Regions from separate parts of the Homo sapiens genome. Here region 2 is linked to region 1. A link is a contact called in ENCODE Hi-C data. All regions are on one chromosome and are shown on one strand. Each heading gives the region's core, a stretch centred on a gene start or an enhancer-like site at or near the end of the contact. The rest is flanking DNA. Distances are from core to core; before and after follow the strand shown. Region 1 has its middle 18 kb from the start of LINC02341. Region 2 has its middle 48 kb from the start of TNFSF11.

Evidence for each region. A loop is a pair of places that touch in the nucleus more often than their neighbours do. Pooled maps may share reads with other maps.
Region 2: a loop to region 1 is called in a pooled map, with 4 times the contacts of the local background. The contact joins two enhancer-like sites. A Hi-C loop is called at or near these places in 1 of 168 maps with a recorded cell type or tissue (GM12878), 11 of 37 single-sample maps with no recorded cell type and 5 of 50 pooled maps.

What each region holds. Positions count from the first base shown.
Region 1 is chr13:42,403,012-42,409,984 of GRCh38, reverse strand. No RefSeq gene overlaps it. Among named protein-coding and RNA genes, the nearest start is that of LINC02341, 18 kb to the left of the region's middle. RefSeq lists enhancers at 3,697-4,106, 3,200-4,399. Within about 2 kb of position 3,509, at least 3 of the 41 ENCODE cell types and tissues checked have a DNase peak (open chromatin) inside an H3K27ac peak, as active enhancers do.
Region 2 is chr13:42,522,543-42,528,979 of GRCh38, reverse strand. No RefSeq gene overlaps it. Among named protein-coding and RNA genes, the nearest start is that of TNFSF11, 48 kb to the left of the region's middle. RefSeq lists an enhancer at 4,388-4,507. Within about 2 kb of position 3,684, at least 3 of the 41 ENCODE cell types and tissues checked have a DNase peak (open chromatin) inside an H3K27ac peak, as active enhancers do.

The sequences.
Region 1 (6,973 bases), core at 2,260-4,759:
CCCACTTCCCACAGTTCTTATCTTGTTATATTATTTATGAGCCTGAACTATAAATACATTGAAATAGGGAGGATTTTGTTGGCTTGGTGCAGTTTAAAGTGCTTTTCAGTACTATATATATTTACAACATCTTATAAATATTTAAAATTGTCATAATAATGACTCCATTGACTCATAATAAATTCTGTGTTTAGTGTAGGGATGATTGCCAAATTGATAATCCAGAAAATTGGAAAACCCCATCAAACTTTGTGACCTGATGGTCCCCAAAGAATATCTTTCTAATTACTGGAAAAGCCTGAGCAGTAAGCTTAGCTATCTTAGAAGTTGATCTTAATAGATAAACATCCTGAAATTTACCTCTTTGGGAAAGATAAGTAAAAGAAATATTTTCTGCTGAAAGAAATATTTTCTGCTGAAGAATTTGTTTATTGGACTGTATCTTAAAAGTCGAATAATTTTTAAGAGCTATCAGGCAGTGTATAAAAAAAATCACAGATCAAGAAGTACCCTCCATGGTCTGAATGGAGAATTCCAAGCATGATGGAGAATAAAGTGTGTGAGAACACTGAAAAATGATGCTGCAGATGTATAGCAAGGATCCTTGGGAAAGAGCCTTGAATGCCATAAAGGAGTGTGAACTTTATACCAAAGGGCAGTGATTCTCCAAGTGTGGCCGCTGAGCAGTCAGCAGCATCAGTGTCACCTGGCAGCCTATTAGAAATGCAAATGGCCCAGCCCTAGCCTGGGCCTATGGAATCAGAAACTCTGGGGCTGGGGCTAAAGCACAGTCATCTATGTTTTCACAAGCCCTCCAGGTGACTCTGATGCACCTCTGCCATACAGAATATTTCTAAGTATTGGAATTATATAATCAGATCTGGGTGTGCCAATGGCAACGTGAAAAACGGATCAGAAGAGAAGACACTGAAGGTGGGAGGGGCTGAAAAGAGTAATGAAAGTATTGATTGATCAGAGATTTTTGCATTTTATCTGTATTTTTTCAAGCCTAAGATGACATTGATGATGTCACACCACTATTATATTCACCTCTAGAAAGAACACGTCTGCCAATTAAACAATAACCTAATGTTTCTTATCACTTGGAATTTGTATTTTATACTTACTAAAAGGGATCCTTTATACTTATACTGTCAGATTTTTATCATATATCACCCTTGCACATACATAAATGGGAAAATATAAGCAAAATAATTTGGTCAAGGTATTTCTAACATTTATTTTCTATTCAGAATCTGACTCTTCTGAAGCACTGTCCACTCAAAAGCTATCTAGAATGTGAATGGAGGGAGCATTCTGTGTTTTTATAAAGCTCCACTGTTGTTTCTGGGATTTTCTTCCAAGTGCCTGATGCCTATTCTGCAAGTCTGGATGCACACGCACAGACCATGGTGTCCCCCTCATGACTGCTGCCTGTAAGATGCTTCCTGGCTTTGCAGATGATAAAGTGTGGGATGTGAAGGACATTTTAAAATTGATGATATCCCAATGAGCACTCACCTGGGCCTCTACTAGGGCAGTAATGGGAGTAATAGGAATAAGGGGACAAAGGCCAATCAGAATCCATCAGAGGTGGATTCTAAAAGTTGTGTGCCCAACTAGATGCAGAGAAAGGGAAGAGGTACATGACTCTGAGGTTTCTAATTTGAGTGACTTAATGGATGGCAATGCCCTGGATTGGAAACTCAGGAGGAGTGGGTTTTAATAGCAGAAGGAAAGCAGTGGATAAGGTAAAATGGGTTTGGTTTATGGTTTTTTGAATGGGACATCCCAGAGGGATTCCCAGGTAAAAATGACTGGGATGCAGATATAAATAAAACTTCATAACTCAAGGGTGAGTGAGGGTGAATCATGGTTAAAGAGAAATAGTTTTTAATCCACAACATCTAAATGGTAGTTGAAACCAGGGTGATGAGTACCATCTTCCAAGGAGGATATACAGAGAAGTTGAAGACAGTTAGTTATAGAACAAAAACAAAAATTAAAGAAGTAAATAGAGATTTGAAGGAAGGAGCAGAGAGAGAAAAAAATTGTTAGATGATGTTTACATATCTTGTGGGCACCTCAAAGACAAAAACTGTCTTACATGTATTCTCACTCCCTAAGACAATGCCTAATCCAATAACATTTGTTGAACCAACATGAAAATGGTGACCCAAAAGCCAAAAAGGTGAATATTTTAAGGAGAAAATGATCAACAATATTAAATGTTATAGCTGATATATAAATAAAATGACAAAGAGGCCACTGGATTTAGTAAATCCAGTTTAACTTGCACCGCTACCACCAACTTCATTTTACAGGTTAAGAAAGAGAGGCCTAGAGACTTGAACACACATGTCCAGGACCACCAGTTGGCTGACTGGAGAGTCAGAGGCAGGACTCTGGTCTCCTGGCTCTTTTCCTGGGGCTGTTTTCTCTATACGGAGCTTCCCCTCTTAGAAGAGGATTACATCCACTGCAGATAAAGCTCTGGATCCAGGCAATCAGATAGGCTCTTTTCTTAGTCCATTTTCTGTGGCTATAACAGAATACCACAGGTTGGGTAATTTACAAAGAAAAGAGATTTATTTGGCCACAGTTCTGGAGACTGAAAGTCCAACATTGAGGGGATGCATCTGGTGAGGACCTTCTGCTATGCCATGACTGACGGAAGGGCATCATATGGTAAGAGCAGAAGAGACAGACAGAGATAGTGGAGGCTAAACTTAACTTTTTATCAGGAGCCCACTCCCGAGATAATTAACCCAGATAGCAGCATTAATCCAGTAACGAGGACACAGCCTTCATGACCTCATCACCTTTTAAAGGCTCCACCTCTTAATACTGTTAAAACGGCAATTCAATTTTTTTTTTTTCTTGAGACGGAGTTTCACTCTTGTTGCCCAGGCTGGAGTGCAGTGGCATGATCTCAGCTCACTGCAACCTCTGCCTCCAGGGTTCAGGCGATTCTCATGCCTCAGCCTCCCGAGTAGCTGGGATTACAGGTGTCTGCCACCACGCCTGGCTAATTTTTTGTATTTTCAGTAGAGATGGGGTTTCACCATGTTGGCCAGGCTGGTCTCGAACTCCTGACCTCAGGTGATCCACCCACCTCAGCCTCCCAAAGTGCTGGGATTACAGGGATGAGCCACTGCACCTGGCCAGCAATTCAATTTTTAACTCATGAACTTTAGGGGACATATTCAAACCATAGCAGCTCCTACTGACCAAGTCCACCCGTAACAACAAACTCCACTAACAGCCACATCACCTCCACGGAGCAGGAGAGAACAGAGCAAGGGGTCTGGTCCTGGGCATGCATTTTAGGGCTTGCCCTAATACCTGATCATTCATCGCCGGCGGAGTACCCAGTGGAAGAAAAAGTTCAGGGGACTTTACTCTCTGGGTTCTATCTTGAGCCAGAATTTCCTCTGACTCTGGTTACATGTAATAGAACAGAAAGTGACACCACAAGCAGGCAGCAGAAAAACAAAACGGGCTTCTTCTATAGTATGCGGTCATTAACCAGGATGTTCATACCAGCTTCTGTATGAAGAAGAGCAAAATTTGAATTCAGTGAAGTCAAAACAAAGATAATGGTATCATTCTTTTTGATGTCAATTAAGTTGTATCACTGTTTATTGGGCTGATGACATCCTGAGAAAATGAGTGATTTCTTCAAAGCAGTGATTCTCAAACATCAGAGCTTATCAGAATCACCTGGAAAGGCACCTCTTTCAGAGCTCCCAGGGTAGCCTAAAGTGGGCTCTGCCCTTAAAGCTCCAAATTCTCTGGAGGTTTATCCCAAGAGAAATAGTGAACATAACATCTCCCACATTTCAAAAGTAAAACCATTCAAAGATCAGGCTCCATGACTTATTTCCCTCTTTGTAATCCTTGCAGGGCCAGAGGGTCGACAGGATGAGACGTGTGGCCAAAACCCATGTGGCTTCAGTGTTTTTATTAATACAGACATGTACAGCCATGCGGAGGTGTCCGGAAGCCCCCATCTGGCAAAGATGACTAATGGGACTTTCCCACTGACATCCTAGTAAAGGTGCCAGAAGTATATTCATTCCAGATCACAGCCGTAATAGGGCAGTTTCTCTTGGGACACTACCCTGACAGACAACCGTCTTCCTTTTACAACCTACGTGACACCCCCATGTGGTACCTTCCTCTCCACAGTGGTGAGCACAGAAATGCATATCTGACCAGAACCCGGGAACTGAACGCTTCACAGCAAATGTCAACCTTTCTATAAACTAGTAGGAGTGCAATTTTTCTTCCATTATGCAGATTGCAATTTCCACCCACTTTTATATTCCATGTCCCAAAAAGTGAAAAGCAGATACTGTAGTTAGAATCTCTAATCAAAGGAGCACTAAGTGGGTACAAAAGTAGATGAAAACTCAAGAAGATACTATTGGCTGTTTGCAGAAAATCATCAAAGACTTTCTCACAAAGCAGTGGGAAGGAATTGAGTGAAGAGTGATGTATTCACTGATGGGTTCTATGGAGTCAGAACATGCAAATACATATTAGGCTAAGAAATACAGAGTACATTTATTCAGAGCCTACTCTCACAAAGATAGGCAAGATTTCTAACTAGAGATAAAACTCATATAACCATTGACACAATCCTAGTCCATTAATAATTGCTTTTTTTCATATTGTGAAGAGAGGAACCAACAGCATTAATAAGAAATAGGTATCTGGAGTATGAACTGTCCTATTAACTGAGTGACCTTGGGAAAGTCATATAATCTTTCTGGGCTTCAGTTGTATCATAAGTAAAATAAGATTGAACTAGGCCAGGTGCAGTGGCTCACACCTGTAATCCCATCACATAGGGAAGCTGAGGTGGGAGGATCGCTTGAGCCCAGCAGTTCGAGGCAAGCCTGGATAAAACAGTGAGACTTTGTCTCTATAAAAATTTTTTTAAAAAATAGTTAGCTGGATGTGGTGATGCATACTTGTGGTCCAGCTACTTGGGAGGCTGGGGAGGGAGGATCACTTGAGCCCAGGAGGTCAAGGCTGCAGTGAGCCGTGATCATGCCACTGCATTCCAGCCTGAGCAACAGAGTGAGACCCTGTCTCAAAAATAAGAATAAAAAAAATTGAACTATATGCTTTCTAAGATTTCTCCCAACCCTGAAGTTCTGTGTCTATAACCGAGGGAACACTGGCTATTGGAAGATTTAACAGAGATATGAAGCATCGGGGGATATGTCTTATAATAGCAAAATAATTCTCTTTCATCATGGACAAGAACACAAATAAATATGACTGTGGTCATAACAGAAGCAGGATTTGAAAAGCTGCAAAGATACAGGAGCTGCAGAGCAGATTCCTAGAACACCATACTCAGGCAGAAAAAATCATCTCTCCAAGGATGCCAAACTATATTTTCTAAACAGTGTCTTACAGAATGGCAACTCTGCTGGGTACTAAAAGGCTTGAGAAATGAACAAAGTTAAATAAGTAATTTTGCTGCAAGAGGTCTCAGAGCCTTTTCTGCACTGTCCAACATAACTTTCTGCAATGATGGAAATGTTCTATGTATGTACTTTCCAATATGGCAGCCATGAGCCACATATGGCTATTAAGCATTTGAAATGTAGCTAGTGTAATGGAGAAATTGAATTTTTTATTTTATTAATTAGTTTGTAGTTAAATAGCCAGATGGGGCTAGTTTCTATATTTCAGAAAGCACAACTTATATCACACATACACATTTATAATGCTAGCTCTAAGAGGGAGCCAGCACATACAGCATTTACCAAACTTGTTGAGCCATAAAATTCTGCTTCCAAAGGACTGGAATTCTTTGCAAAACCATTTGGGAAACACTAGACTACGAGCTATCTGCTAGGTGGTTGAAGCCCCAGGAGACCACTCTAGCTTTGACATTCTAACTAGCCAGCACCATCATGGGCATCAGTCCCCACCAAGTGGTAAAGACTGGGTTGTTCTCTGTTCTCAACATGTGATAATATCATCTCACAATTCAGTCACATCAAAATTTCCCAAGTCCCAACAGACACCCTTAGCAGAGGTAGCCCAGTGCAGGTACAGTCAACGGGAATCAAGCAATGTTAAACAACTGGCTGTCCCTTTCCACCAAACGTAAAACAATGATAATCTAGTGCAACTGGGCTTTTAAGTTCACCAGGCAATCTTGGATGCAATGATATATCATTATCTCAACAACCCAATGAGATAGGCAGCATTCCATTTTGTAGGTGATGAAAATGGTGCTTACACAGCTAAAGTGACTTAGTTGCTCAAGGTCACACAGTTACTGGGACTTAACCTCAATCTTTGAACTACACCTCCTCAGTCATTCTAACAAAACCATTTTGAACTGAATTTTTCCTTACAATGCCTAGGGCCCATAAAAATATTGAATTAATAAATTCTCAAAATACCAAAACATTATAGATCCCTGAGGAAAGTACTTTGTGTTACAAGCTTTGCTCACACATACCTTGAGAAGTATAATAAATGCAAGAAATGTGTAATGATAATGGAATATATAAGAGACTGACGTAATTATTCATGAATATGTGTAATTCCTATTCTCCAAGAACTCCTCCACTGGACCTGTAATAATTATGTGCCTCTCAACTGAAAAATCCACATTGGTGTGTAAATAACCAGCTACAAACTTCATTCGCCCAATTATTTCTCCTTTCCTGGGTATGCAATCAATTTAGTGCTTCTGAATGCTATTTATTCAGACCGCAATAGCATACACAACTGCCCATTTGTGCCTCAAATTCATGCTTGACTCCTTGAGTGGCAGCTTGTGGGCCAAAGCCCTTGAACTAATTTGTCATCACATCAGATGAGTGCATTTGACTCTGACCTACACAATTGCAGAAATCAAGGTTACTCCATGGAATATTGTTTCTTGAACCATCATTTGGCCTTGCAGGAAATTAGGATTTGCAGCTATGACTCCATG
Region 2 (6,437 bases), core at 2,435-4,934, 120 kb before region 1:
ATTCCAAACAAACCCAAACTGAGGAACGTTTTACCAAACAGCAGTAGTCTTCAGGAGTGCGAAGGCTCTGAAAGACAAGGAAAGTCTGAGAAACTATCACAGATTGAGGGAAACTAAGGAGATAGACAACTAAATGCAAAGGGGGATCCTGGGACAGAAAAAAAGAGAAGACCTTTGGTGGAAAATCTGGTAAAATATGAATAAAGTCTATAGTTTAGTTAAATGTATTGAATCAGTATTAATTTCTTAATACTGATCAATTTACTAGTATGTATGATGTTAACATTATGGAAAACTGCATGAAGGGTATATGGAAACTCTGTTCTGATTTTGCAACTCTTCTGTAATTCTAAAATTATCTCAAAATCAAAAGTTTTAAAAATAAAACCGAAAGAAATTAAGCAGCATGTCTCTTCTTGCTACAAATGGATTTGAGATCCTTCAGGGATTATATGTGTTTCCTGTTGCTGCTGTAACAAATTACCAGAAACTTAGTGGCCTATCACAACACAAACTTGTTACCTTATGGTTTTGTAGGTCAGATTTGAGATATGTCTCACTGGACTACAGACAACGTGTCATCAGGACTGCGTTCCTTTCTGGAAACTCCATGGAAGGATTTTCTTGGCTTTTTTTCAGTTTCTAGGAACTGCCTGCACTTCTTGGCTCTTGACTCCTTCCTTCAAAGCCGGCCATGGTCGGTCACACTGCCATCTCTCTGATCTGCCTCCCTGGTCACATTCCCCTCTCCGACTATAACCAGGAAAGGTTTTCCTTTTTTTTTTTTTTTTTTTTGGAGAGGAGTTTCGCTCCTGTTACCCAGGCTGGAGTGCAATGGCACGATCTCGGCTCACTGCAACCTCCGCCTCCCAGGTTCAAGTGATTCTCCTGCCTCAGCCTCCCAAGTAGCTGGAACTATAGGTGTGCGCCACCACACCCAGCTAATTTTGTATTTTTAGTAGAGACAGGGTTTCTCCATGTTGGTCCAGCTGGTCTCAAACTCCTGAACTCAGGTTATCCGCCCGCCTCAGCCTCCCAAAGTGCTGGGATTACAGGCATGAGCCAGCGTGCCCAGCTGGGTTTTCCTTTTTTAAGGACACAGGTGATTAGATTGAGCCCACCTGAATAAGCCCATCTCAAAGTCTTTAACTGAATCCCATCTGCAAAGTTCCTTTTGCCACATAATGAAACTCAGTCACAGGCCTAGAGGATTAGGACATTTGTGAGGTGGGAGCCATTATTCTGCCTACCACAGAAACATGTCAGGGAAGAGGAGAAGCCAGCACCAGAGAACCCTCAAAAAGTAGGTGAGACAAATTTCCATAGCATCCTGCAGTGTCTATCACATAAGAAGTTCTTCATTAATTAATGACTGCTGATTTATACTGAAAACGAAATTACCCCACCGTTGCCACTAGTCCTTCAGTCAATGTACGACTGCCTCCTGGGTGGTTCATGTCTATCCAAATGGCGTTCCTCTTTCCACTATGAAGGCCCCACCTTTTTAGGATCTGTATCTTCAGACCTCCCCATTCTCAAGCAGGGCTGGGTCTGGGTGTCCTAGGAGTACCAGTAGTCATCCTGTCCTATGACATATCTGCTTCAGTGTCCCCCAAGCACAGGGTAAGTATTTAATGAATGATTGTTACAGTGAACCCTCAGGCAGGAGTTGCCTTCTGCTGTGTGTGCAGTGGGCCTATACATTCTTGCTTCAGATCTGTTTTGACCTGTTAAGAATGGAAACCCGTTTTCACTCTGCCTCCAAAAGAAGTGTGTGAGAGGGAATGGGAAGCGGTTCTATCCATAATTTTGATGTGACAGAGCAGATAACGTTTTTATCATGGTCTTTGATGCAAACAGGGAGAGTCAGGCTGAAAACACAATTTTCATGGATGATTTAAATGTTTACAAATCTTAGCACTTTGAAGCATCTTATGCAATGCATGTACCCTCGAATTATTCTCAGAGATTTATGTGAATAAATGCATATTTTATTCATGGGTCCTTCACAGGCTCTGTTAATAGTTTTTAGACCCATTTGGTAAAGCAGCTAAACTTGGGCTGCACATTGGCACCACCAGAGGTGCTTTTAAAAAATGCTGATATCTGCACTTGCCCTCAAAAATTCTCATTTAATTATTCTGTTAAAGTTTCAGATATTTGTATATTTCAGATCTCCAAATGATTCTAACATAAGACCAGGAAAGAAAACCACTATGCTAAAGAAATCACGTGTGTTTCTTCATATTAAAGCTGAAATGTGCCTTGCTGGATGGGGCGAGGTAGCCACCCTTAGGTGAAAATATGCGTCTATTTCTTATGAGCAAGTAACACCCACACTTTAATCTTTCTCTGCTAAGGTCTAACCAGCAGTCTATTCACTCCTGCTCCAAATTTTTTACTCACTCCTCTCCCAGTTGTTCCTGCCCCCACCCTGCCTCTTTCTCTTTGATCTGTTGCTGAACCAGGACTAATTCTCCATCTAATGCCCTGCAGCAACCTTCACAAAGCCCCATTTGCCACTCTCCTGACCCTGCTGCTTTCTTTCATCCTCGTGTCACACATCCTCACTCCTCACAATCCTTTGCTATTTCTAAACACAAATGATGGGAAGAATCGGGGGGGCAAGGAATTCAGGTGATATACTGTGACTGCCAGAAAAACATGCTTCTCAGATCTGCAACTACAGCAAGCACATGGATTGCTGGCCCCGAGTGCTACGCTCTGAAACCCGCCATTGCCTTAGCACAAGGCCAGCTCCTCACGCCCCCACATCACCCTACTCGGTTGCTCCCCATCAATAGCTAAGACAACGGCAGGATCCTAAGTCTGGCCCGTCCCTGGGAGCCTCAAGCTTCTCTGACTGATCACTTTGACTCAAGGCTCCCCATCAGCCTTGCCAGGCTTACCTACAACTGCACTCAAGTTAGGACTCCTCATCCACCCCTTATTCCTTCACTCTCTCCCTCCCAAAGTTCAGACCAACAGCTGGCACTATCAGCTGTCACAGCCCTTCCTAGCTTCCTCTCTATTTTCCCTCCCAGGCATCTTGTTGGTAAATTTCTTGCACATCTAATTCCAACTTGGTGTCTGCTTCTTGGAAAATCCTAAGTAGCACCTTACTACAGGAGGAAGCTATAAGAATAATTGAATTTTACTCTAAAAGAAGATGACTATTTTAACCATTTATTTAATAATCATAAGCTAGTATGTATATATACATATGCATGGATATCCTCTCATTTAAAAAAAAAAAGATATATTCAACAGAAACCAGGTGTCTTCAGAGGCTCCCTGATTAAATAAACCTTTTTTTTGTTTTTTTCAAAACTGGCTACTCTTTGGGTCACCCAGAAAACTTTTTAAAGATGTCGATCCCCCTCTTGAGATTCTGATGCAATTAGTCTGGAGTAAGCCTGGAAATTGGCATTTAAATACCTCCCTAGATGACTCCAGTGTGCAGTAAGGTTTGAGAACCCTACCCTATAGGTACACATAGGGACAGGCCACAATTTACAATACCTACAAGATGTCAACTGCCCAGCTGCTCAGGAGAAATGTGGTTAATCATCATCCTGAGGGGAGAGGAAAATTTCTTCAGCAGATCATCATAAAGGAAACACTGTGGAATGTCATCAACCACATCCTTGACAACATCCCTGCAGTAAACACAGAAATAAGCTTCATAGAATTGCTTCCTATGACATTCCTCAGTGTCGCCAGGTTCTTTCCATGTGCTACCACAGTGCAAGCAAGTTCTGTTCCCGTACAAATTTGCAGAGGAATTTTCCACTTTGGTCAGTGGTATCTCTTCCTGAGCAGGCTTCATGCTGTGTCTGGGGGTAAAGTCTGTGGTTGGACACCAGGGGTACCAGAGAACATCTACTTTTACCTATTTCCTATATTGGAATTCTGCAGAAAGGTGTGTTTGACCAAAAGAGTCTACTGCTAAGGAGTGTTTGAAAATCACTCTCCAGTCAGCAGGAAGAAAGTAACCCTCTCATTCTTTAATGATTCTAGTTTCATCCTGATTGAACTCACAACAGACCATGACTTCAGAGTCTCAGAAATAATTAACTTCACTATGAGATGATCAATGAAGATGAACTTCAGACCATGACTCGATACCCAAGCACACAGTACACAACTGGCCAGGAGTGACATCAGTGCTGAGATGGATCCCCTCCAGCTGACACCAGGCCACATCAGACCAGAGAAACAAATTCCTCCCATATGGCCAGAAAGTTTTATGGCAGTAACACTAAGACTGACAAAGTCACTGTTTCATAGTTAATTATTTTCATTTCCTCATAGCCATGGAGAGAAACTATCTAAAACCTTGAATTTGAGGAAATGAGTTCGTGAAAATCTAGCTCTCCTGGGACATGATACTATAACTCATCAGAAGGGCCAACCCATTGACATTCTTGACTCTAGGCTCTAATCAGGCTACCCACCATCTTCAAGAGGCGTACCCTAGTAAACCTGCCAGCTTGGACACAAAACACACCTTCAGCAGTTGGCTGTGCCTGACCCACACCAAGGCTGCATGCTGAACTTCTGGATTCCTTTCCCTGAGCTTCCCGTCCCAGCATTCTTGCAACCAACCTGGAATGGCAGGGTTGAGTTTTCTCCATCAGTTATGATGTTCTAACCTCCTTGTTTGTTGAGCTGCAGTTCACAGCAACTTCAGTGAAATGGATTAGAAATGTTTTAATGTTCTACTACCTATGGATTAATATATGTTTCAAGGACATTGTTTTTTAACTGATGGAGAGTGCATGCTCTCGGTATTACAGATCAACTATGGTAGTGATGTTGAATAACTTAAGTAGGAGCTGAATTGAAAACTGTAAAAACAAATAGCAATAGTGGAATATAATTTCCAAAATGAGTCTTTATGCTAATCCAGATGAGTGAACAACATTGTTCAAAGAAGCAGAGTTCAGGGACACCCAGTAGAGGAGAGCAAAAGAAGAGAAAAATTATAACTGCTGATCAATTTGGATTATTGTTATTATATCACCGCTATTCTTGACTTTAAACAGACATACATAGAAAACTCTTATGTGGTACTAGAGTTTTATTTTTTAATTTATAACTTGAAATGCACATTCACCTACAAACTCCATTTCATTTTCTTCAACAAATTACTGTTCTCCAAGAATGGTGGAATAGAAAGAGCCATTGTTACTCTCCTTACAAGAAGAAAGGGAGCCCCCTATGACTGGTAGCATTTTGGAGGCAAGCCATCCTCACCTGCCCTGCCAGTTTATCAATCCCTAACTTCTGCTAAAGGCTAAAGTGTGGAGATAATTAATCTATCAGATTCTTTCTGGAAAAAAAATCTTGATAATGCAGGTATATTTTAAAAATCCATGAGCATATGAGAAAAATAAAGCTACTAAAGTAGGATAAATGTGGAGAATGGCTAGAAGATCAACATCTCCACCATCTTGATTTTGCTCCATTTATCAGCATCTCCACCATCTTGGTTTTATTCCATTTTGCCAACATCTCCACCATCTTGGTTTTGCTCCACCTCAGCCTTAGCTACAGACCTGATCCCAGCAGAGCATGGATGAGCCAAAGGGCTCAGCACTGAGATTCCTTTGGAGTGTTAATACTGTTCAGTTTCTGTTCGTTCTTTTCTTCTGCTTGCCACCATTCTGGGTCCCCATGCTGCTGCCTCAGTGTGGTCACATCAGGGCAGCTTGGGAAGCAGTCACATGAGACAGGTTCTCCCCGTGGAGTTCATTCAAGGCTTGTGGAAGGCTTACTGGTTACCAAAATAAAATCTGTTCTCTTTTCATTTCAAAGCCTGTTCAGTTCTTCATGTGCCTAATGACATGAGTGGAACTGAAAACCTGACAATTTGCTAAATTCTTCACTTCTCTTAAAATCTGCAAAACCTTTACTGAGACAATGCAAAGACAGCTGTTGAGATCTTTTTTCCATCCTGAGTGAAAGGCAGGACGAGGAAGTTTAAAATGAAGGACTCCAGTAGTGCCAACCAGGCTGAGAGGAAATGAGCATAAAGCCAGCCTGTGGAAAATGTCAGTAAATCAGGTCTGGAAATTGGCTTTCTTTTTTCTTCCCTTAAGGCAGAGAAAGTGAAGGAAGGAGTGAGAGGTTTTATCAAATTGGACTTTACTTCATTATTCTCACTAAATCACGAATTCCCCACTCCAGGGTAACCTCACCCGGGGTGATGCTTTTTTAAATGAGGTGTCTTTCTCAGACATGTCTAGTCACAATTCACTGGTGACTGCACAAGAAGGTTAAAAATGGGAGATTCTGCTGTTAAAGATTTGAGGTAGGCCTGGGGTATTCTTAAATTTATTGAATCTTTTCTATTGTGTGTCTGTGTCTGTGAATGTGTAGTCAGTGGCATTTTAAAAAATAATTTTTTAAAGATCTTTTAAGAGCATTTTTGT